Linked DNA regions of Homo sapiens: region 2 is linked to region 1. A link is a loop called in an ENCODE intact Hi-C map of the cell type or tissue named here. Cell type or tissue: GM12878. All regions are shown on one strand. Links, peaks and the distances in the headings refer to the core of each region. The heading gives the core; the rest is flanking DNA.

Region 1 (12,496 bases), core at 2,947-10,946:
GGGCTGCAGCTCCTGTTGATAGACCTTTCCTGTAGCTGCAGTTCTTACTGCATTCAGGTAAATGTTCCTTTCCCTTGCACATTCAGGCTGATTGGTGGTCATGGACTGTTGCCAACCCTGGGGTTCCCTTAAACTTGCCTAGACTTTTGTAAATACTCTTTTAATAAACTACCCTTAGTCACCCCTTTGAGTGTACGTGCCATCTGTCTGCAGCTGGAATTCTGACTCATACTCTCCGAATCGGACTCGAGGAATTTCTAAAATTTCATTCAACATTTATTTTAACAAAAAGGCTTTGAGAAACTACTTTATACAAGCAATAGATACTTAAACACTTAGTAATAACACCTAAACATTTTTGAGTGATTGTGATATGTAATCATTACTGGACTAAACAATTTAGATGGTTTAATCATTGCAGCAGCTTTGCAGTGAATATGTTTTTAAACCTCTTTTCCTATACGGAAACAAATATTCATTACAGTTAAGTACCTTGCCTGAGGCCATGACACCAGTAAGTAGAGGAAACAGGATTCATATTATATTTTAAACATATTTTCTTGATGGTCTTTTATATACAATGGTAATTATAATAGAGTGTTCAGAAAAATAATGAAAAATAGGAGGAGGAAAGAACTCTACTACATGCCAAGCACTGGATAAAAAAAATCTAGGCTCTGCTTTCTGAAGTTAAAGTCTAGTAGGGCGGCAAACATACACAGATCACTGATGGCCAAGTTTATCCAGTGAACGAGGGGTGGCAGAAGAGCATGGTGGTGGCAGGGCAGGGTGGTGGTCATTACATGCAGTGATATGCTGGCAAATGTTTCACAATGGGCCCACCCGTTCCACCCTGTGTTAGAGTGCTTGCAGTTTCTGTAGTATAGATGCTTCCAGCTTGGCTGACTTCAGGCTATATGGCATCACTGAATGGGGAGCTGGGAAGAGATTTACTTGATTGTGCTCCAGCACACCTCTAAATTGATGTGCAAGGGCGGAGAATCATGAACAACCTGGTGTGTGGATAAGATCTGCTGCAGCCCAGGAAACAAGCAGGTGAGGGACCATGGGCGGGGGTGGGGATGAGGCTGGAGAGGAGCTAGAGAATACCAAGGGCAAGGCTGTGGTTGATTGGCTGGAGCTGCACTGTCCCGTGTGTAGCCACACATTGCTCCTCAGTGACTGAAATGTGACTGGTCCAAAGTGCAATGTGCTGTGAGGGTAAAGTAGACACCAGAGATTGAAGACTTACTATGAAAAAAGGAATGCAAACTATATCATTAATGCTTTTTAATATTCCTTATGTTAATAAAATTTATAGATGTCATTGGTTTGGACTGAGCAGGAGCACTAGGCCCAGCAGACCAAACCAAAGTGGAGTTATGCGTGCTGAAGTTCCACCCTATCAAGCCAAAAGTAAATTGTTTATCTGACCTTCTGAGAAATCAAGAGAGAGACAGATAATAGCCTAATCCCCAAAAGAGTCAGTTTTAGCCAGCATGATGAGGAAAGTGCCCTCTGCTTTTACCTTTACAAGGAAAGCAGCTTTGAAACAACCACTCTGATTTTTCATTCTGTTTCTGCTTTCTTCAGCCCTTTTCTGTCTATAAAATCTGCTCAGCCCATTGGAACACTTATTCTGTTTTATAAAATAAGATGTTGCCTCATTCTAGAATCACAAATAAAATCCAACTAAGATCATTAAACTAAATTTGTTGTTATTTTGTCTTTTGACAATTACATGTTAAGATAATATTTTGGATATATTGGGTTAATCATGTATGTTATTACAATTACCTTATTTTGTTTTACTTTTTTAATGTGACTACTAGAAAATTTTAAATTATGTATGTGGCTTGCATTGTATTTCTTTTGAACATCTCTGGGCCAGAGAATTTGGACTTCTTTAGCAGGCAGCAGAGAGTCTCAGAAGAGTTTTAAATGGATGTGGTCTGCTTCCAGTAAAGATCATCCTGGTTCCTTGTGGAGTTTGCTGAACCAGGCCAGAGGAGGGAAACTGTTGAGAGTCCAGGCCAGAGGGATGTGGGACTGAATTAAAGGCAGTGGAGTTGGGGATGAAGAAGGAGAAAGCAGAATGGAAGGTGGACAGAGACGGATCGAGGATGGTGCCCAGGTTTCTGGCTTGGGCCACTGTCTAGCTGGGAGTGGTAATAACAGGGATTAAAGTACAGGAGGGATGAATATTTCTAGGGGAAAGGTAATGAGTTCAGTTTCTGATATGATGAGTCTGAGGTGTGAGGGGAACATGCAGGTGTCCAACAGGCAGCCGAGCCCAGGAGGCTAGAAGCCTATGGGTTCCATCTTGAAAACGTATTTCAAATAAACCACTTCCTACCATTTCTATGGCTACTACCCAAGCTCCAGCCACCATAATCTCTTATCTGAAGAATTGCCATAGCAGTTGTTCAGATTGCTGGTCTCCATGCTGATGCATTTGCCATGTCTCTCAGTGTGGCAGCCTGAGGAATCTTGTCAAAAGCCACATCAGCACGTCATGCCTCCCCTTGTAATCTTCCGATGAATCACATCACACTCAGGGTTCATGCCACTCTGTACAGAGACCTAAGGCCCTATGCAACCTGGCTCCTCCTACTCTTTGAGTTCCCATTACTGAGGGAGACTCAGTGCCTCTGCTCCAAAGGCATTGGTCTCCTCACAATTCCTAGAACTTGTCAGGAACTCTCCTACCGCAGAGCCTTGGCACCTGGTACCCTAGCTCCAAAGCCCTTTGCTTAGATTAAGTTGACTCCCTCACCCCCTTCAGGGCTTTACCCAACGATCCCCTCTTTGTGAAGCCTCCCTGTTCATTCATCTAAAATGACACCCCTTACTCTTTCCTTCCCTTCTTTATCTTTTTATTAGCTCTCACCACTATTCATCATACATGTTACTTATCATGTTTAATGTTTGTCTCTCTCACTAGAATGTTAGCTCTATACATCAAAGATTTTGTCTGTTTTATTTTCCGTTGCAACTCCTGTGTCTAATAGTAGGTACTGGATTAATATTTGTTAAATGAACAGATGAATGACAGCATATCAGTGGGTAAGCACATAGATCCTAGAAACAGACCTGCTATTGACATACATCCCAGCTCTGCCACTCATCATTGTGACTGTGGGCCGATTATTTAACATCTCCGAGTCTTCATTTTCTCATCTATGAGATGGAGAGATTAATAGTAACTTCCACAAAAGATTATTGTGAAGACTCATTTATTCAGTACATGTGGAACCCCTAACAAGTGCCATGAGGTGTGCTTAACCGGGATTAAATAAGATATTGTAGACTTTGATGCTGGGTCTGCTACATTGTAAGCCCTCAGTAAATGCTTACATTCACTCAGTAAATGCTTACGAAGTTCACGTGTTGAAAACGTAATTCCCAGTGCAACAGTGTTGGGAGGTGGGGCCTTTGAGAGGTGATTAATGAATGAATTAATGTTGTTAATGGATAGATTAATGGGTCCTCATAAATGATTAATCACATCATCAATAACAAATCTCATGCATTTGTTATTGCAAGAGAGGAAGTGTTATAAAAGTGAGTCCGGTCTTGTGTGCTCTTGCCCTTTCCTCTTTCATCATGGGAGGATGCAGCAAAAAGGCCCTCACCAGACAAGGGCCCCTCGACCTTAGACTTCCGAGCCTCCAGAACTATAAGAAATAAACTTTTTAATTTATAAATTTAGCCAGGTATGGTGGTGCATGCTTGTAGTCCCAACTACTCGGGAGGCTGAGGCAGGAGGATCCCTTGAACCCAGGAGGTGGAGGCTGCAGTGAGATGAGATCATGCCACTGCACTCCAGCCTGGATGAGAGTGAGACTCTGTCTCAAAAAAAGTAAAATAAAATAAAATAAAATGAATAAATTACCCAGTCTGTGGTATTCTGTTACAGCAACACGAAACAAACTAAGACACTGAGTATTAGCACGAGGAGGAGGAAGAGGAAGGGTATCTGGCAGTCAGGAGAGGGGGCTGGTGTGAGCTGCCAATTTGGAATGAGCAGCACTGAAAGAAGGGTAGCTGGCCCAGGGAGAGCAAGCAGAATGGGCAGCGAGAAGTGTGGACTGTGCCGACTCTGCAGGGATGAGGCCATGACGGGGAGCTGGGAAGCAAGCTGGACTTTCAAGCCTGGTTAGGGAGTGGAAGGGGAATTCTGGTGTCATCATCAGCATATGAATCAGGCCTCCAGTGCCGGAGTCCAGAAGTAGAGCAAAGACCTCCCCAAAGCCACAAGTCATTGCTCCTGCAACACTGTGGGGCCCCCTGTAAGGTGCAAGATGCGGTGAGAAGAACATAATGTCACAGGGTCCTGCCTGCCTCAGACTGGATTAGGGTTGGACTCCGGAGTCCCAGGCCTCACTACTTGTGAACCCCTTTGTGAAGAAGCTAGAGCCTCATTCTGGGCAGCAGTGGACAAAGGCTCCTCACCACCTTTTAGTGAGGAGTGAGCTAGGGCTCTGTGGAGGCAGAGATCCAAGGACTGCTGCACCTGTGCGGGTCTCAGATGGCGCAGAGATGGAGGTCAGCATTCTGGGAGGTCCCAGGTCAGGCAGGATGCAAGCACGGAAGACGCGAGGCCCTGCCCTTTTCCTCTGGCTCCAGCATGACTACGGCCTTGCTGCCCTGGGCTGTGCCTTGCCCAGGTCTTCCTGGAAGATTTTTCTGGAAGACTTCCCAGGGGCCTCAGCCATAGGACAGAAAGTTTAGAAGAAGCTCCCCACCCCACCCTGGCTCCAGGCCCCAGGATAAGGAAGGCCTGGACACTTATTTCAATGGCACTGGCCCCTCAGGCACTTCAGCTGCTCTAGTGTCCAGAAGCTGTTTCTTCTCAAAAACTTTGCTGGTGCCAGTGTCCTGAACATGAAGCAGGGGCCTCCAGTGTTTTATGGAATGAACAGGTCGAGGTAGACCTGAGAAGTCAAACCTGTAGTGTAGCCACTTGCCTTCCAGAGTTTAGTGCTCAGTACCCCCACAACCCCATCAACAATATACCGACAGTCCCCAACTTAGGATGGTTTGACATACGATTTTCCTTTTTCAACTTTGCAATGGTGCTAAAGCCATGTGCATTGGCTCCTCAACTTATGATGAGCTATGTCTGGATGAACCCAACATAAGTCAAAGAGCGTCTGTATATTACATAAGAGACACATGTGGTTCAACAAATAATCATAAAGTGAATTCCTATGTAAACACCACGTAGGTCAAGATGGGGACCACTTCCAGCATCCCAGAATCTCTCCCACATATTTTGCTGATTTCAATCCTTTGCCTCCCCTAAAGCTACCTACTATTCTGACTTTTGGGACAATTATTTCCATGCTGCTTTTTACAAAGCAACATGGTACAGTGGTGAAGGACACAGAATCTGTAGCCAGAAGACATTGATTCACATCTTGGTTCCTCTACTCACCAGCTATATATCCTTGAGCAAACTACTTCATCCCTCTGTGCTGTTTCTTCATCTGTGATATAAGGATAATGAGAAGATACAAGCTGATAAGGTTGTTTAAAAGATTAAATATGGAAAATGTATATGAAGTGCTATGAACAGTGCCATAGATACAATTGCTGCTCTTTATAGTAAGCCACCTACATATACATCTCACAATAAATATGGTCTAGTTTGCTAGTTTTTGGACTCTATTAAAGGAATCATACTATAAAACAATCAAATAAGCAAACAGACAGACAACAGCTGTGTGTTGAAAGCAGCCATGACTATGGAAGGGAAAGAAGGATGCACCAGTTGCTGAAGTCCTGGAAAGAGAAGGCTGTCATGGTGGGCAGGGCAATGAGGCAAGGATGCAGAGGTGGCACAAACAGAAGATGGACATCTCAGCAGAAGAGTGCAACTGACAGAACCCGGCCTGAGTCAAGGAGTGGAAGGGCCTCTGGGGAGTACAGCCCCCTGTCCCCTCCTTTCCCACCAACCTGCAACCAGGCAGGCTGTGGGTGGGAGGAGGCAAAAGGCTAGGAGGCCGGCTTGAGGTAACAGGAGGGAAGGCTTCCCGGGTCAGTAGAATCTCCACATTAGATGAGGTAGGAAGCCTCTCGGTTAAGAGAATGGCAAACTGGAGCCCCTTCCTTTGTCTCTGCCTACAGAAAGCAACAGATAGAAGATGTTTCTCACAGCTCACGATGTCCCTCTTGTCTGAAATGATTGATTTTAATCATACAAATAATTGATGGAAAATACAGAAGGTGAAAAGGAAGAACAAAATCTGTTCATAGTCCTATTCTACCACATCCACTGTGTCATTTGGGGTGTGTTTCCTCCCAGCCTTTTGTATTCATGAATAGAACTCTAAATTCAATTCTCTTTTGATTTTTAATTGAATTCAGATTAAATTGAGCCAGGTGGAAAAGGGTATCAAGATTTTGCTCCTGAAATAATAACTCTACAGCTGTATTAAAACTATAGGATAGACAATTTTAAAAACAATAGCAACTAATATTTATAGAATGCTTATTATACGCTAGACACTCTGTTCTAAATCTTTCACAGGAATTGTTTTTTTAAATTGATGCAGTAATTAATCAGGGGTTAACCGTAAGTTACTATTATCCCCATTTTGCAGAATGAAGGGCAAACCATGAAACTAAGCACAGAAAAATTGCATAACTCCCAAGATCGCATAGCTTTGGGAGGAAAGATGGGAGCTAGAATACACCTCCAGTGAGTATGATTTTACAGTGTATAATAAGCATCTACAACAGGCTGAGATGAGACTGCATTTTAGTTAAAGTGACAGTTTGTGAAAAGGAAAAGCTTTTTCCTGTAACCCTCCCTCCGCTTCCTCCCCCGTGCTGTGGGGACCACTTCTCCCTTCTGCCCTCTGGTTGCATTACTTCATCTGAGCAGGGTATTTCCAGCTCTGACTGCTAGACCTGACTGTTGCAGGCAATCGTGCTGACAATAATGTTAGAGTACAGCCTAGACAGTGTTCGGAGCCGTGTGGACCTCTTGCTTGGAAAGGAACAGTCCTGCGCTTAGGAAACTCAAAGTGCCCGACTCCCAGCTGCATTCTCTATATGAGTAGAGTTGAGTTGAAAATGTCAAGTTATTTAATAAATTCATACTAAATACTTGGAGGTGGCAAACACTTCAATGAAATTATGTGTTTTTCTTTTGGAGTTATGTATTTCCCTTTTGCTGATGTTCATTGAACACTTATTCTACTCTAGGCCTTGTGCCACGAGCTTTCTATGGGTCTGCCCATTTGGTCTTCATAATGCCCTCAGCTGAGGTTCACTTTTATTTTGAGACAGGGTCTCATTCTGCCGCTAGGGTGCAGTGGTGTGATCACGGCCCTCTACAGCCTTGACCTCCCTGGGCTCCAATAGTCCTCCTGCCTCAGCCTCCTGAGTAGCTGGGACTACAGGTGCATGCCACCACGCCCAGCTAATTTTTGTATTTTTTTGGAGAGATGGGGTTTTGCTGTGTTGCCCACGCTGGTCTTGAACTCCTGGGCTCAAGCGATCTGCCTGCCTTGGCTTCCCAAGGTGCTGGGATTACAGGCATGGGCCACCCACTGCACCCAGCCTGAAGTTCACGTATGATTTCTGCTTTATAACAGGGGAAGTGGAGGAGGTGTGGTAAGGAGCCCACGCTCACATGGCCAGTAAGTGAAGGAGGCCTGGCAAAGGCCACACTCTTGGTCTGTCACCCTGCTGCTTCTCCTCACTTCCTTGTGTAACAGCTCTGTCATCAATGGGCTGTGTGACTGCACACGCTGCTGCACCCCTGTGGCTTTCAGTTTCCCTATCTGTAAGGGGTTGCACTAGATGCTCCCCAAGGCCGAGGTATGTGGGCCTGAGTGCTCTGCATTCCCTGATCAACTTCACTTCATCAAGGGTCTCCCATGGATGTAGCCCAGTTGTGGGCACTTGGGAGATCCAGGAGAAGTAACATCATGGCCTCTGGCTCCTCAAGGAATTTAGAATCCACTTGAGGACATGACTGGTGGCACAAGATAGTGAATTATTAATTTCCCAATGTGTGATTCAGACTAGAGTGTAAGGGTTCTGGAAAGGCAATTGAATGAGTCTTGCCTAGTGGAAAAATTGATCATCCTAAAGGGAGAGCAAATCCTCCTTAACATTTGCTAAAAATTGCTCCTCTGTTAGGCAAGAGTCAGATGCACTTGGGCACATCATCACCATCTGACTCCCAGTCCACCCCAACACCCAGCCCGGGAGCCCTGGGAAGCTGGCGGATGTGCCACATTTCAATGAGACCATGAACCCTTAGAGGGCATGATGGTTTTTTCCTCCACATTATACACTTCCTTATGTTGAAACGTTTTTTCCACAGGGCTGCAGGGAAAGAAGAAGATGTATATTGGTGAAGCACAGCTCAGGGAAACAGAATTAGTTGGGATTGTGGAAAAGTCACTTTGTGAATCAGGGGATAGAGACGCCTCATATGCTGAAGCTGAATTCCTTCAATCCTAAAGAACTGGTTGGGAGCAGAGCACAGTTTGGATGGGTTTGCAGCTATGATACCAGGGAAAAGAACTGCTGGACTCCATACTCTAGCCAGTTTAAACCAGCATTGAAATCTCGAGTGTATTTTAAATTTTCAGCTTGGGTTTGCTAGATGAACTAAAGAGTGAGTCTTAGGTTGTTTTTGCCTTACTCTTGTGGCATCTCAGAGCCTGTAGAGAGTTGGCGTTTGTCCCAGTAGTCTTGGTCTTCCATCCTCTGTCTTGCCCTGTTGGTGTTCCCTAGGGTTCTGTGCCAGCCCTGTTGCTCATCCTAACCCTGCAAGGGGCAATAGCATCCATTTCCAAGGTTTCAATGTTCAGGAACAGGCTGCTGACTCTCCCTCCAAAGGTCCAGTTGAGAACTGACTTATAAGTTCTGAATCCATGTATGTGGCTGCCCTCTGGGCATCTTCACTAGTAGCCCCACAGGTACCTACTTCTCCACTAAACTCCCCAAACCTGCTTCTCCTTCTACACCTCCTAACTCAGGGAATGGCACCATCACTCATGCTCACCATCCCCGGTGTCCAAACAGTCAGCAGTTCCCACCCTATGTCTTTCCAATCTGTGTGGTACCTTGGTTCTGGCCCAAGCATCTTTGTCCTCCAGCAGCCCTCACATAGGTCTGCCTTCCAGAGTTGCTTTCCTACAACCCCTCCACAAAGCAGCTAGAGGGCTTCTATGACACAAATAGGAAGTGCAGCCCCCATCGCCAACACCACTTAAAACTCATCGAAGACTGCCAATTGCTTTGGGGATTTAGCCTACACTCCTCATTTTCAGGTTGCACCTGCTTATCACTCTACTGGGCTCCATGCGTGGGTTTCATGGGACTCCCCCTCTAGAGATGTGTATTATCTGACAAGATCAGGGGATGGGAGAGGTGAAGGTGTTTGATGGGAATTACCATCCCTCCCACCATCCCGCTCTACCGTATTCTCAAATTCAGAACATCCCAACAGAATTCAGCATGCTGTTTCTCATTCTAGTGCATCAGAACAACCTCTCACAAATCAGCAAGAAGACAAACCACCTAAGATACCCACAGACGATCACCAGGGAAAAATACAGAGCCTTTCCCACCCTTCCTGGCCAGAGCTGACTGTTCCCCTGTTAGTCCCGCACTGAACCTTGCCTGAAACTCCCTTATAATAGTTTGCACTATATGGCATTTATTTATTAGTTTATCTCTTTCTTTAAACAATCATCAATTTGGTTCATCTGTCTATCTTCTATGTGTGTTCTATGCAGCACATATCTGCTATGCATGCTATGCACAGGGTGGGCTGAGGAGGTTCTCTGTATATGAATGTGAAATTATTACATCACAATATTATACCTTTTCTCCCATTAGGAGCATTTATTTCATTAAAATGGCTTGTTCTGAAAATATTCCCTGATATTACCAAGGATTAATGTCCTTAATAAGCAATCTGTTCTTATTAACCAATAAGAAAAAGACAAATTCCCTATGAAAAAATTGACCAAAGACATTGGATTCTTCCTTGTCTCCCATGTAAACAATAAAAGCTGCAGGTTGTGGCGAAACAGGTACTCTGATGTACCATTGGTGAGAGTGTAAATTTGTAGACCCTTTTGAGGGCCATTAAGCAATAATAATTCCAAATTTAGAATTTGGTTGATCTCTGACCCAGCAATTCCTGGAACTTGCAGAGATTTGTCCTACAGGAATAATCAGATAAAGACACCACGTTTATGTAAAAGAATATTAATTGCAGGCCAGGCACGGTGGCTCATGCCAGCACTTTGGGAGGCCAAGGCGGGCGGATCACCTGAGGGCGGGAGTTCGAGACCAGCCTGACCAACATGGAGAAATGCTGTCTCTACGAAAAATAACAAAATTAGCCGGGCATGGTGGTGGATGCCTGTAATCCCAGCTACTTGGGAGGCAGAGGTGGTTGCAGTGAGCCGAGATCACGCCATTGCACCCCAGCCTGGACAACAAGAGTGAAAGTCTGTCTCAAAATATATATATATATTAATTGCAACACTGTCAAAATAGTTAAAATGCAAATAATTTGAACTTTCATCAGTATTGGTTTGGTTAAAAAAAATCATGGTGCAGCCATATGATGGAATATTATGCAATTGTTAAAAGAAAAAAAAGCAAATCCCAAGAGATTTATGTTTTTACAAGGAAAGATGTCCGCAATATATTAAGTGAAAGAGGCAGATTGTAAAGCATTTTATCCATCTGCTCATCCATCCTTCCTTTCATTCTTTTATTCTACAAAAGAGGTGAAAAAATGTATATATATATATCAGACCACTAACAGTTTTATCACCATATTGTCACTGGATCAAGTTAGACTTATTAGGGACTTCCACATTCTACTTCATATTTTGGAGATTTTACAAGCAGATATTATATTTATAGTAATAGCAAAAACAATAAATACTGCCAATCTGGGAGACAGTTTTTCTTCTTGCTTATTAAAGGGCAATTTGAGAGACTTTCCTCTGCTAGCATGTGAGAAACTGGCTGCCACACAGGTAATTTCTGAGGGACCTTGGCTTGGTGGTTTAGCTCCTGATGGCAGGTCTCACATCGCATGGATTAGTGCTGCATTTTTAATGCAGTTTTCTACTTACTCTTTAGAAACCACAAGACAACATTTCACAATCTATTTCCACCCAGCAGACAGGAAAAAACTACGCTCAGTTTTCAACTATCAGTGGAAAAGAATTGTTTGTATAAAAGGAATCTACAAATAATAGACACTTTATCCATTCCTTTTTATCTCTTCCACCTACATTTCTCTCAACCATTCTTTTTCACTTGTTACCAAGACCAAAATAAACTGATTTACAATTTCTCTTTTGCTCATCCTCAATGTGCCCTAGGCCTGACTTGTTCTTAGAGAACCCTCTCTGGCTCCTGTTGGTTAATGGTTTCTTTTTAACCAAATCACAACAGGTTAATTAATACGAGTTTACAGTTTTTCTTGGTATTGATGGCGTGCTCATTTGACTATGGCTAATGGAATTTCATCTTTTTCCTTTCTTAGGAAACTGAAAGTACAGTGTACTTTGTCCACCATATTGGTGACTTTATGTTGACTGAACCTGTTAAGATGGAAGGGGCGACAACTCTGGATACCTGTTAGGATTCATGTTTTTTAGAGTGTGGGAGATAAACCCTTTAGGGCTAAAAGTCTGCATCACCTCATCAAGCAAGCCACCTACACCGCCAGAAGTACTTGCTGGGAGTGGAGGGATTCTAGAAAGAGTGGCAGAGCAGGGAGATGATGAATATCAGCCACAGCCAAGGGACCACTGCAAAGGTTTATGTTAACCACTCACACAAATTTATGTAAAAGAATATTAATTGCAACATTGTTAATAATAGCTCAAATGCAAGTAAGTCAAACTTTCATCAGTAGTGGCTTGGTTAAATGAATAATAATAAATCAGTGGCTTAGTTGAATAAATCATGGTATGCAGCCATACCATAGAATATTATGCAATTGTTAAAAGAAAAAAGCAAATCCCTAGAGATCTAAGTTTGATCCCTAGAGATCAAATAAGTTTGACTTATTTGCATTTTAGCTATTATTAATGTTGCAATTAATATTCTTTATATTCTTTTTTTTTTGAAATGGAGTCTCACTCTGCCACCCAGGCTGAAGTGCAGTGGTGTGATCTTGGCTCACTGCAACCTCCACCTCCCAGATTCAAGCGATTCTCCCACCTCAGCCTCCTGAGTAGCTGGGATTACAGGGGCGTGCCACCACGCCCAGCTAATTTTTGTATTTTTAGTAGCGACAGAGTTTCACTACGTTGGCTAGGCTGGTCTCGAACTCCTGACCTAAGGTGATCGGCCTTCCTCGGCCTCCCAAAGTGCTGGAATTACAGGCATGAGCCACTGTGTCTGGCACAATTAATATTCTTTTGTAGAAACTTGTGTGAATGGTTTACATAAACTTGTGTGAGAAGAGATGTATCTTGTCTCACTAACT
Region 2 (12,496 bases), core at 2,992-10,991, 53 kb after region 1:
TTCATCCACACATCTATTCATCCACCCATCTCTCCACTTATCATCCAATTATTCATTCATCCATCCATCCACTCATCTATTCATCTATGATCCACTCACTCATGTATCTATTCATCCACTCATCTATCAACCCATCATCCATTCATCCACCCATACATTCACTTATTCATCCAACTGTCTGCCCATTATCTACCCACCCATCCCCCCTACCTATCCCCCTACTCATCTACCTCTCCATCCATCCCCCAAACACTACTTGATACCCATTACATGTGCCAAGCTAAGGACAGCTGGTCAAACATACTTATCTACTCACTGGGTGGGCAGGAAGTAGGGTGTTCTCTTTGGTAAAGGAAATGGCTGACAGACATAATAAGGCTCAGTAAGATGCAGTAGAGCATAGAGATAAAAAACACAGGCTTCATCATTAGTCCATCACTTTCTAGCTATGCAGGAAAGTTACCTAACTTCTCAGCACCTCAGTTCTGAGGTGAAGGAATAATAGTTCCTGCTTTACAGGGTCGTGGTAGGAATTAGATGATTCAATGAAAGCTAAGTGCTTAGCACAGTGCCTAGCACATATGATGTGCTCAATAAATTTTAGCTTGTGTTATTAAAAGTAGAACGTCTGGAGAACCAGAGTGAATTATGTAATCTAAAGAGGCAGCGGGAAAGGGGTTTCTTAACCCATTTCCCATTTGCCCCGGAACACTTGCTGCTGCAGAGTTTACCCCAAGATAACTCACAGATTACAGTCCTAATCTTACCACCAAAGTTTGCCACAGAATATTTCGCTTTTATTATTATTTTTGCATCGCTGTGGTATATTGACTTTGGAAAAAAATACATCATTCCATTTATAGCATTCTGTTTTTAGTAGTGGTGTTTCCGTTTATAAAATATAGTCATTCTTGATCACGGAAAATGTCAAATCCTAGAAAATGTAGCATTCCTATGCATAATGTTAATTCTGTGGTGAGCTTATGGCACTGAAATGGTGTGACAAGAAGGAGGTGACAATGTTGTCAACATTCCACAATGATACTGTGATTGAAGTAAACAACAGAAATGGAAAGAAGACTAAGAAGCCATGTGTCATTTTGGATTATCACGAGAATGTGGGAACAGTGGACTGGCTGATCAGATGCTCACTTCCTATCCAACTGAGCACAAAAGGCACAAGGTTTCGTCTAAGAAATTCTTTTTTGTTTATTTATTTACTTATTTTGAGATGGGGTCTCACTTTGTCGCCCAGGCGGGAGTGCAATGGCGCGATCTTGGCTCATCGCAACCTCCACCTCCTGGGTTTAAGTGGTTCTGCTGCCTCAGCCTCCTGGGTAGCTGGAATTACAGGCATGTGCCACCATGCCCAGCTAATTTTTGTATTTTTAGTAGAGATGTGGTTTCTCCACATTCGTCAGGCTGGTCTCTAACTCCTGACCTCAGGTGATCCACCTGCCTTGGCCTCCCAAAGTGCTGGGATTACAGGTGTAAGCCATGATGCCTGGCCTTAATTATATGTATACTTTTTTATTTTTGAGATGGAGTCTCGCTCTGTCGCCCAGGCTGGAGTGCAGTGGTGCAATCTCGGCTCACTGCAACCTCTGCCTCCCGGGTTCAAGCAATTCTCCTGCCTCAGCCTCCCGAATAGCTGGGACCACAGGTGTGCGCCACCACACCCAGCCAATTTTTGTGTTTTCAGTAGAGACAGGTTTTACCATGTTGGTCAGGCTGGTCTCGATCTCCTGACCTCAGGTGATCCACCCACCTAGGCCTCCCAAAGTGCTGGGATTACAGGCATAAGCCATCTGCCCAGCTGGTCTAAGAAATTCTTTTGTCACCCTCTAAACATTGCAGTGCTAAGCTCCTACATCCTGTTCTGGAAGGACAATCCTGAGCACACGATGAGCCATATAAACTTCAGACTGACGCTGAGTGAAAGAATGCTGGAAAAGCATCACAGGCCAGGGCAGCAAAGTCTTCAAGGTCATCCGTGCTCTGATGATGTCACGCTTCTTCCCTGTCTGGAAGACATTTCCCCAAGAGCATACCACCAACATCAGGGAAATGGAATCCAACTGGTCGCTGCAAAGTTTGCTGAGCACACAGTGATAAAGATGGCAAGAAGGTCCTGAGAGAAACGCAATATTTTTGTGCAGAATGGGATGTTCTGCCTTTGTCCCATGCTTTGAAATTTACCACATGAAAAATAAAATTAAATACTGATCATCATATACGTTTCTGTTATATTAGGATTAGAGACAAGTTCTGTTTAGAAATAACTCCAAGAACAGTTTTTATATTTTGTTTTCACATTGAAAAATCAGTCAGATTTGCTTTAGCTTCAAGGAACGTGTTTATGTAAAATTAAATGAGCGCTGGCAGTGAGCTAGCTGCAGATTTTTTTTTTCTAAATGGGATATAGGACAGAAAGATGCGTTCGCGGCCATGACCAGGCTCTGGGTACTTTACAAATGCCCAGTGGCTGGGCATGGAAGGAATACATTGCTGGGGGAAGTTAAAACCTAGGGCTTTCTCGCCTGTTGTCTTCCTGTTCCCGTAAGTCCAGCAATGGCTCAAACCAATAGTGTAGCCAAAAAACAAAAGGCCCTGATAAGGAAAGCCAGGGGTTGGGGGACACCTCAGAAAAACAGAGCAGGGGAGGTCAGAAGACCTTGGAGGCAGAAATTCTGTAGGATACTGACAAGAGGCCAAACTGGCAGCCAAGAGAGGTAGCTGAGGCTCTGAGAGACAAGGCAGATGGAGCCCCTGAGCCTGGGGGTCCCTGGCTCTTCTCTATTAAATATTCCTCCAAGAAAGCAACTGATAAAGGGAGGTCAGGAGTGGCCACAGAAAAGACAAAGGCTGGGCCTAAGACTGAAGTTCCTACAGGCAACATGGTGACTTCTGCCAACCCACTGGAATGTCTGGAAGAAATAAAGGCCCTAGTCAGGAATCAGGCATCTGATTGGAGATATGATCTGATATGCAGAAGCCAGAAGATACTGTCCCTGGCAGGGGAGAGTGGTGACCGCCCAATAGACGTCCCACACACTTCTTTTGGCCAACTGGTAAGGGAGAATGCTGTGGTTAACAGGAGGATCTCACCAACCCTGGGAGAGGGTCTGGGAAGCATGAACAGAACAGGTGGAGGTGAGTGGGTCCCACCAAAGATGGGCAGCAAAGGCCCTGGGGCTACCTCAGTGGGATCTGCCATTAAACATCTGTGGGACTCTTTCTGTATATCTTGAAGGTGGAAGCTAAGTCTCTGAACACCCACTGCGGACAGCAGTGAGAACCACCACCTGGGGTGAGCTACCTTCATCTCTAGTGGTGGCATAAAGTCTGAGGAAGATTGGAGACCCAGAAAGAAGGAAAGAGAAATTGGAGAAGAATTCCTCCTTCTGGTCCTAAAACTCTGAACTGGGAGAGAGACAGGCTATGGGAGAAGATTGAGATGGATTAGAGAATTCCTCTTAAGGACCTCTTCCCTAGCCCCAACCCCAAACATGGAAAGAAAGGAAGATCCTGAGTTCCTTCAAGGGAAATTCTAGGCACCTAGCTAGTTCTGAGAAGTAAATAAGCAACTTGAAAAGCAAGAAGGTAACAGTAGCTTAAAACAATAGCCAGGGAAGCTAGAATCACAGAATGTTTCGTTCCCCTACAAAAACTAAAGATAACATCTTACCATGTCTCTGAGTTGCTTCTCAGAAACTGGGACCCCCCACCACATGGATCTTCTTGCATGTAGACCTCAGATAAGGGGGAATTGGGGACTGAACTCAGCACTGTTCTTTGTTCTAAATTTCTTTCTGAGAGGCCTGGAGGAAGTCATAACCAACCAGAGTAACATTCTTTTGCACTGACCCCAAATTTTTAAACAAAACTTCTCTTCTTTAACCAATTACAGAAAATCTTTGAATCTAACTATGACCTGTGAGCCCCCTGCTTCAACATATCCCACCCTTTTCGGCCAAAATCAATATGCGGGTGTTCAGAGACTTAGCTAAATCAGTATTGATTTGTGGTTTTGTCTGTAACTTCTGCTTTCCTGAAATTTATGCCTGCCTTTAAAAATCTTTACCTACAAGCCATATGGGGAAGGCTGGGACTTAAGCATTAGCTGCTCGATCCTCCTTGCCTGGCACCCTGCAAATAAATACCTTCCTTTTTCCTGCTATGAACCTTGGTGTGGGTATCTGGTCTTACTGTGCTGAGCCAATGGACCCCAGTTTGGTTCTATAACAAGATAATGGTTATTTTCACACTTACACAGTAGAGAGCCTCACTGCCTTAGGAGCAGATACTCCTGAGGCAAGGCAGATCCCAAAGATGCTAGGATGAACTAGCTGAGTTTGTCTAGGATATGCCACATACATGGCACCCAGAGAATCCTACCTTGTCCTATAAGATGCATAAAGATGGGCTCAAATACCAATTCAAAGACCTGTGGACAAGAAAAATCACCCCTACAATATCCACAAATTCTAAAAAGACTTGCTTGTTGTCAGCCTTGGCTTTTGAGTTCCTGCTTCCACTGAATTAGTTCAGTTTCTGACTCAGCTCTTCAGTCTGTAGATGTTGTCTTTGTTTTACATCAAAGTGACCCACATGTGGGACTTGGCCTATACACTTGACTTCCACTAAAAAAGCCACTCGTACTCAATGTGAATGCCTGTAAAGCAGACTGTCCTGAAGGGGTTAGGAAGCTGTGGAGATAGTTACATCAGAACAGAGCAAATGACTTTGGAATCTGAAGCAGACCTCCTTGTTCTTAGCAGTTTTTTGGCCTCTCAACCACGTGGCTTGCCATCTTTCTTCTTTCTCCATCACCCTCCCAATAAATCTTTTCTGTTCAAGTTCCATTGAATTCTAATTCAGAAAAGTTTAATTATCTTCTAATGAGCTTGTCTTCAGCTAAGTCATGATTCAGGGTCTCACCTTCTAACCCCAGATGTTTATCAGGGTCTTTTCTTTAACAAAGACAGTCCTCTCTGAGAAGAGGGTTATAATTTTTTTCACTCCATTAAGCCTGAATGAAGGTTGACTACAGAAGAGAAAGGATGCTGCTTTTCTTTGCTGACCTGGGAGAAGATAGACTTTTTTAGCCCCTGTGAAATCTGTGAAGGTGGTTCAAGAAGCAAAGATTGAAGGATGAGGTCTTCACCCTTCCTCTACCTGGAGAAGTTTTCCTTGTGCTGGTGAGAGAAGACATGTGCTTACTTTATCTTCTCCAAAGAGCAGGGAATGACTTTGAACTTGAGGTGGGTGCTTTTTCCAGAGCAGATGTTAATCAAAGCAGCCAACCCTAGTTCTGGAAGTCATCCTTGACAAGGCATTTCTTTTAGTAAAATTCAAACAAAATTTAAACCTTCACTAAGAAAAGGAAACGGAGTGGTTCAGAGTTATTGCTATGACTAGTGTCTTGCTAAGCTACCCTAGAAAAAGGGAAATGGACCACCTGTCCCCTCCATTCTTTGCCCACTCTAGGAAATACACAAAAGAATAGAAAGGACTTAACAGTTGTTTACTGGCCAGTCTCTGTACTGAATACTTTGGATATATGATCAATCTAATCTTCCGAGAGAAGAATCTTCAAAATTTCTCCAAGACATTTGTCCCCATTATATGTGTGAAAGGAAAATAAAAACTCAGGATCTCAATTCACTATGCCAAAGGAAAAAAAATTAAGCTAAAAGCTGAGTCATGCAAGAAGCTGCCTTTCTTTTTGTTTCTGAGCAGATAGCTGCAGATAAGAGGTTAAATATCTCCACAGGCAGTTAGTCTATGTTCACTTTATCTTATGAAAAGTGCCAATTTACTGAGCACAAGATGAATACATAATTGACTATTCCTCTACCTGCTCCTTTTCTCTTGCAATATAGGGATTACCATACCCTTCCTCTTTCCCCTCCAGTCCACTTTTTCCCTTTAAATATTGATGTCCTCAAAATCACCTTTGGAGAAAGGCACAGACCACAGACTATTTCTGTGGCTCTGTCTTTATTTATTCTGGGCATGTCCTTAACCTTGACAAAATAAACTTCTAAATTGATTGAGACCTGTCTCAGATATTTTTTGGCTTACAAATTGGCGGCTGACGGAAGGGACTCTGAGAGGAGGTGCCCCTGACCTTTGACAAATCTCTTACCAGTACTTGGTTCCAGCCTAGGTTATCTTTGTTGCTCAAAGATAAGACAATTTTCTGAGGTCTGGGAGCAACTCCCTCTGGAGAATCCCTGATCACCCCAAATTTGGTTGAGATCTAAGGTTTATTTTGAAGTACAACTCCTTTTCTGGAGTTTTACTCACTTCCAACAAAAAAGGCGAGTTTTCCTGTTTCCATGACAATGGATGGCAGGCAACTCCTTTCTGGAGTTTCAGCTTGTATCCAACAGGGAAGGTGAGTTTGAGTATTTTACTGCTTCTAAAATGGTAGAGAGGAGTATTGAGCCTGGGCGCCACTCCTAGGTAAGTAGCTGAATTGGAGTTTTGTCTTGAAAATCCTGCTTAATGACTAAGAGTTAAGATTGACAACCAGCTGATCTTAATTTCCTTTTAACACTAAAGTGCTCAGTAATCGCATTGGTTTTGTTGTTGTTGTTGTTGTTTTGTTGTTTCCTTATTATTTTAGTCTTTCTCACATTGGATTCGACCAACTCTACCTTATTTGGTCAAATCCAAATGAGAATTTCAAGTTATGGTGAACAATGTTTTTGAATTGGCTAAAACTCCTCACAGCTGCAAAAAAGAAGAAAGAATCATACGCTTGGTTTCGTTAGCAGCAGCAAATCTATATGAGTATGCAGCAACTTGATTCTTGCCTCCTCAGAGGAAAGAATTCGTCTGAGGGGCATAAGGCAGAATGAGAGACCACGGCAAGTTATAAAGCAAGAGTGAAAGTTTATTAAAAAGTATTAGAGCAGGAATGAAAGGAAGTAAAGTACGCTTGGAAGAGGGCCAAGAGGACAACTTGAGAGATCCAAATGTAAACTTGGGTTTTTTTATGTTGGCATGCTTCCGGGCTCTTGTGTCTCTTCTGCCCTGATTCTTCCTTTGGGATGGGACGTCCACATGTGCAGCGGCCTCCCAGAACTTGGGAGGGGCCCCAGCCACAGTGTGTTTGCTGAATTTTTGCGCATGCTCACTTGAGGCGTTGTTCTCTTACCAGTAGAGTGTTCCTAGAGGAAGGTCATATCCCAGCTAAACTGCCATTTTGCCTCTTAGCATGCGCATGCTTGACTCCACTCACCCAGCTCCTGAGATCTTATTGACAGCAGCTGATCACCAGCTTCAGGTGTTTTCTATCTATTGGGAGACCACCTTTCCCTGCTGCTGGCTTTGACCAATTGTTTTGGACAGACAGTTTAATAACTGCCTGACCATCACTTGACAGTCTCCTGGCAGTCCTGGTTGAGGGGTAGGGCACTGCCCTGCCTTGCTTATGTCTGCCTAACTACCTACTCAAACAGGTTCTCTGTTCACTTCCTTTCTTAAAAGATTGTTCTTTTGTTTACTTTTCTTCCATTCTATTCCTCCTTCCCCTTTTGCCATCTTTGGTACCAAGCAAATTCAAAACAAAACATAGAGAAGGCTTCTAATCAGACCCTTTAAAGAACTCAGAATAAAGGTGCCACTCACCCTTTTTCGGGGTGTCCTGCTTTCTTTGTGGAGTTTCAAAAGTCACGGGCAGATTTTTCTCAGGTCTAAAGCTCTGCTTTCTTGTATTGCATTACCTGATGTCTTTGTCTTTGGTGGGGGTACCAGAGATTACCTTGTACTGTGAGAGAATTTGGCCTTGGTGTGTGTAGTGGTGGCAGAGAACCACAATCTTAGGGATGGCTAAGGACAGTTTATAGGAAATGGTCATTACTACAGGGGGCTACTTATTTCTTTGTACATTTAAATTAAGAAAATTGTACAGGCTTTCTTGGCCCTATTCCTTAAAGGGATCTACCATAAAGCTAGTAATCTAATCAAGCTAAATTGAAAATAACACCTATCAAACTGAGTCACTTTAATAAAATTCTTTGCAAAGGAAATTTACATCTTTACAGGAAATCTCCACTTAGTAAGAGCTTCTGGGTCCCTACAATGGCTTGAAGTTCACATAAAAGACATTGCCTTTGTTTAGATCTAAGCGTGTGCCTTTGAGATGTACATTTTCTACACTGTTTCACCTAAGTCATGTCTTTGGGATGCAAATTTACAGTTGCCTCATTAACAATTGTTCAGGACATGGAACAGATAATCATGAGATTAACAGTCTAAAATAGAGAAAAGTTTTGAAAACAGGCAAATGAGAACTTTTAAATCTGTAAGATCTGCCTCTGTCTGGGTGTCTATTATGTCTATATGTTCCTATGTCTCATGTGGAAATAATATTTCACTATCAATTATGTGAAAGAGCTCTAATTAATTGGCTTAAAGAAAAGTCAGTGTTCATCAACTTAATAGAAGCTAGCTCAGAGGCTTTTCAGTTCACATGACTTTAGTAATCTTTGGTAAGATTAATTTGGTAAATTTTGTCTCAAAATCCTCTCCAATAATTTAAAATCTTAAAGGCATGTTAAGTTAAATTAAGTAATCCTAGGTTTTTTACTGGGAATTAGAGTTACTAAAAGTTAGATTAGTAGGATAGTATGATGTGTTTTTGGGGAAGTTTATAAAAACATGAGGATGTGGTTTTTGCTTAAGAAAATGTAAATTTTTTTCTAGTTCAGAGGACCTTTCTACTGATGTTGAGAGAAAAACCATGTTCGCATCCAACTGTTTTTTGGTAAACTGGTTAAGTTTGTATTGGTATCTCATGGCTAGAGTTCTGAAGTAAAAGCTATAGGATCTTTATTTGTATGAGTGTGTGTGGGCTTAGGTGTGTTTATGTATACCTACATGTGTATTGTTATGTTTATGGCCACAAGGTACCAAACTGGCTTAAAAATAAAGGAGAACTCACAAATTCAGTAAATAAGCCCAGTTGCTTTTCAAGTTAATGTGACTTAAGTAGAGTTTTAATAAATAAACTGGCTTTAAAATTATTGGTAAAATAAAATTAGAAATGTGTTCAGAATCGCCAACATACATTATTGTTTAGATTTATTGGTCAAGCAATTTTATATTTTTTTCTCTTAAATACTATAAGGTGTCAAGATTTGGCATGAGGGTTGTAAAGCTATAAATGTAGCCCAAAAGAGAATTATATTTGTGTAACTTTTCGATAAATAAAGCATTTAATATTGTTGGTTTAATGAAAATAGCTAAATCCTGAGTTATTGACCAAAAAAAACCCAAAACATTTATTTAACCTTAATATTCTTACTTAAGTAAACACCTGAAATTCACAGCCTATAAAAATTGTTAACAGGGAAATAACTCTAAATGATGACCATCACAGTTTTCATATGTAATCTAGATCAACTATTTAAACAAATTAAATAGGCAAATGTAATAGAATAAATGCTTGTAAATAAACTTGTCATATAATTTAGAACCTAAAGTTAAATTAAATAATATATATTAATTAAATACCTGGGTCATTTCCAATTTTTTAAATAAAAATTATAGAAAATCATTTTTCTAAAAAACAATGTGTTCTTATTAAAAGGAAACAATTTTTGTCTAACTCAAAAGTTATTTAAAGGTTGTTTATAAAACAAGCTAAAGGGAACCAGTAAATAAGAGAGATGTAAAGAAAGTTATACATATAAAGAGGTATTTGGGGTAAGAAAGATTAAAAGGAAAATCATTTTATATGAGAAAGGATCTTGTATGGTAAATTTTTTGACCTAAAATAAAATAACTGGTTATTTAAGAAAGAGTGATATTTAGGATAAGACAGGACATCTAAGCATGTCATAAATGTTTGTGCAAGTTGGAATAAGGGTTGTGAAAAGAGAATTTATTAAAAAGAACTTTATGTGATCAAATTGGCTATAATTAAAAGGAAATTATAATATTCTTTGGTATTTAACAATACACTAACAAATTAAAGAGTTGGTTGGAACAACAAATTTATCTGAAGGTATTGATTTAATCTTAATAAAATTATAAGAGCTTTTAACTTTTTTAACCCAAAAGTTCAACTTTTATTGCATGTCATTATTTTCAGTTTTCTCTTCCCTTTGAGAAGGCCTGAGACAATAATGTTCTCCTTCAACTTTTTCGTCAGCTCTTGTAATTTTTTTCCTCAGGTTCTAACTTCCATTGTGTCCTGATACTAAAAATGTTTTATCTAAATGGTCTAAAGGAAATATTTTCTTCCAATATAACATTCTGTGCTCTTGGCTTTAAATTCTTCTATGAAATTGAAAACTTTCACTTATGACCCAGGACCTACTCTTCCTATGTCTAACTAATGCAAGTCCTAGGAAAACCAAGATTTAAAAACATTAAGGTTATTATATCCATGTAACTCTCTGTGTTGCTTTTGAAGTCCTGTGCTGTTAAGTTACAGGGCTTTTACTTTTGGATCTAGAGAGGACTCCAGATCCTGTTAAATCTTAAACACTGACAGCAGTTAAAGCCTTATTTGCCAACCCAGGAGAAGACGACTATCAAAATAAACTGTTCATGAGACACAGAGCCAGAAATTAAAACTATTTAACCCTTCTAGGCCCTGGGACTACCACAGAAGAGACAGGCACATGAGATTGTAGGGCTGATTTTGAGAAATAAAATTAGTTTAAAGTTTCTCTATGAATTAAACATTAATATCAACGTTACATGGATGCAAGGCCAGCATCTGGGCCCCTGTGTCAGATTAACAAGATTTTCTTGGAGTATTAACTAACACTTTAATTTAAAAAATTGTAAAATATTATAAAAAAGTTTATAGAAATTATATGTTATAGTCAAGTGATTAAAATTTAATAGATTTGTTTATAAGATTTGTGAGACATTTAATTGGCCTCATGCTGTCTTTGTCAGGGCTTATTGTTTGGGGAAGTAAGTCTCCTCTCTCAAAGAATAAAGGTTTTTGCCTTTTTTTGAAATCTTCGAGTTATCACTTTGGCTAAATGAATGACTGTCTTTATAATGACCTGCGATCCTATTTTGTGATATCAAGTGTTTTAAACTTTAGATATTTGACAAACTTTCCAAAATCATATTCTAAATTCAGTCCTTTTGACCTCATTAATGTTTTGATATTAGGTCTCATGAAGTCCAAAAGAAATGTATTTGGTTTATTTGGTACAATAAAATAATAAAGGAAGCATTGTCAAATACAAAATGGTATTTAATCTTCTTTGGATAATATTTACATAAATGTGCTATTAGTGTTTGTTCCAAAATTATATGAGAATCCTGTGATTCTGATATGTCTTAGTATATGTTATCAGTAGTAGTAATTATGACGATTATGTAAAACTTTGTATGCCACAGAAGTAAACAATTTTTTTGTCAATTGTGTCTTTAACCATGACTGGTCTAAGATCTTTGTCATCTGTGATTTACTTTGATCCTTTTTTTTTTTTTTTTTTTTTCCCGAGACGGAGTTCACTCTTGTTGCCCAGGCTGGAGTGCAATGGCACGATCTCGGCTCACCGCAACCTCCGCCTCCCGGGTTCAAGTGCTTCTCCTGCCTCAGCCTCCCGAGTAGCTGGGATTACAGGCATGCACCACCATGCCTGGCTAATTTTGTATTTTTAGTAGAGACAGGGTTTCTCCATATTGGTCAGGCTGGTCTCGAACTCCCAACCTCAGGTGATCCACCCGCCTCGGCCTCCCGAAGTGCTGGGATTACAGGTGTGAGCCACCACGCCTGGCCTACTTTGATCCTTTTATAGGGCCGTTTATAATCAGCTATAGAACTCTGAGGAGTACTCTTAAATATAGGTTTCTGGTAAATTGAGAGATTGTGCCATTGGAATAGAGAAAAACTTCCAGGACTCTCAGGGAGGTCTGATGTATTCATGAGGATTGTTGATCCAATATCGAGCAGAACAGGAGTTAATTGAATGGACTGAACTAACTGAAGATTGAAATAATCTTTTATGACTTTTTGTTTAAAACATTTGCTGATTCTTTTTGTTTTGTTCTTCAAAGTCAAGAAAACTTTCTCTTCTTTTAAGCTATTTGCAGCTTTTAACAACTGAGTAAAGTATGCTCTTATGAGCAAAATTAAAAACATATCCTTTCCCTCAACCTAATTTCTCCAAAATTTGGAAACTATTTTTTGAGTATTCTTAATTTATGACAAAATAATTATTTGCATAAGTTCAATAAGGATCTGTTTTCTTTTATAAGAGGGCATAATTGGAGACACTGGTTGTTTTACCAAGGCCTTGACTGAAATGGCATTTTCAGATTGCCTTGAGAAAGGGAGGCTGACCTACAGAGCTGATAAAAGCCCCTTGAAAAACTGGCTTTATACATTGTTCTTTACAGGGTCCTGACCTGTGTTAAGTGAAGAATGTCACTTTCTGGCAGGCCTAGGAACCCCAAGTTTTCTTGGCACCTTAAAAAGAGAGAAATTCACCCAATTCACACAGGTATC

The links. A loop is a pair of places that touch in the nucleus more often than their neighbours do. Peaks named below come from ENCODE experiments on the same cell type or tissue, not always from the same donor. Only the 100,000 strongest peaks of a DNase experiment are listed, where the experiment ranks them.
Region 2: a loop joins it to region 1, with 5 times the contacts of the local background. A loop is called at or near these places in 3 of 110 quality-filtered maps.

Annotation. Positions count from the first base shown.
Region 1 is chr1:94,715,816-94,728,311 of GRCh38, reverse strand. All of the region lies in intron 2 of SLC44A3-AS1 (SLC44A3 antisense RNA 1), which reads left to right. Among named protein-coding and RNA genes, the nearest start is that of MIR378G, 24 kb to the left of the region's middle. RefSeq lists enhancers at 4,558-5,059, 7,610-7,899. In GM12878, for the core only: no CTCF peak of the experiment used is centred there; DNase peaks (open chromatin) are centred at 6,911 and 7,731; H3K4me3 peaks cover 392 bases.
Region 2 is chr1:94,662,633-94,675,128 of GRCh38, reverse strand. All of the region lies in intron 3 of SLC44A3-AS1 (SLC44A3 antisense RNA 1), which reads left to right. It also overlaps the pseudogene PGBD4P7. Among named protein-coding and RNA genes, the nearest start is that of MIR378G, 77 kb to the left of the region's middle. RefSeq lists an enhancer at 6,193-6,950. In GM12878, for the core only: no CTCF peak of the experiment used is centred there; no DNase peak of the experiment used is centred there.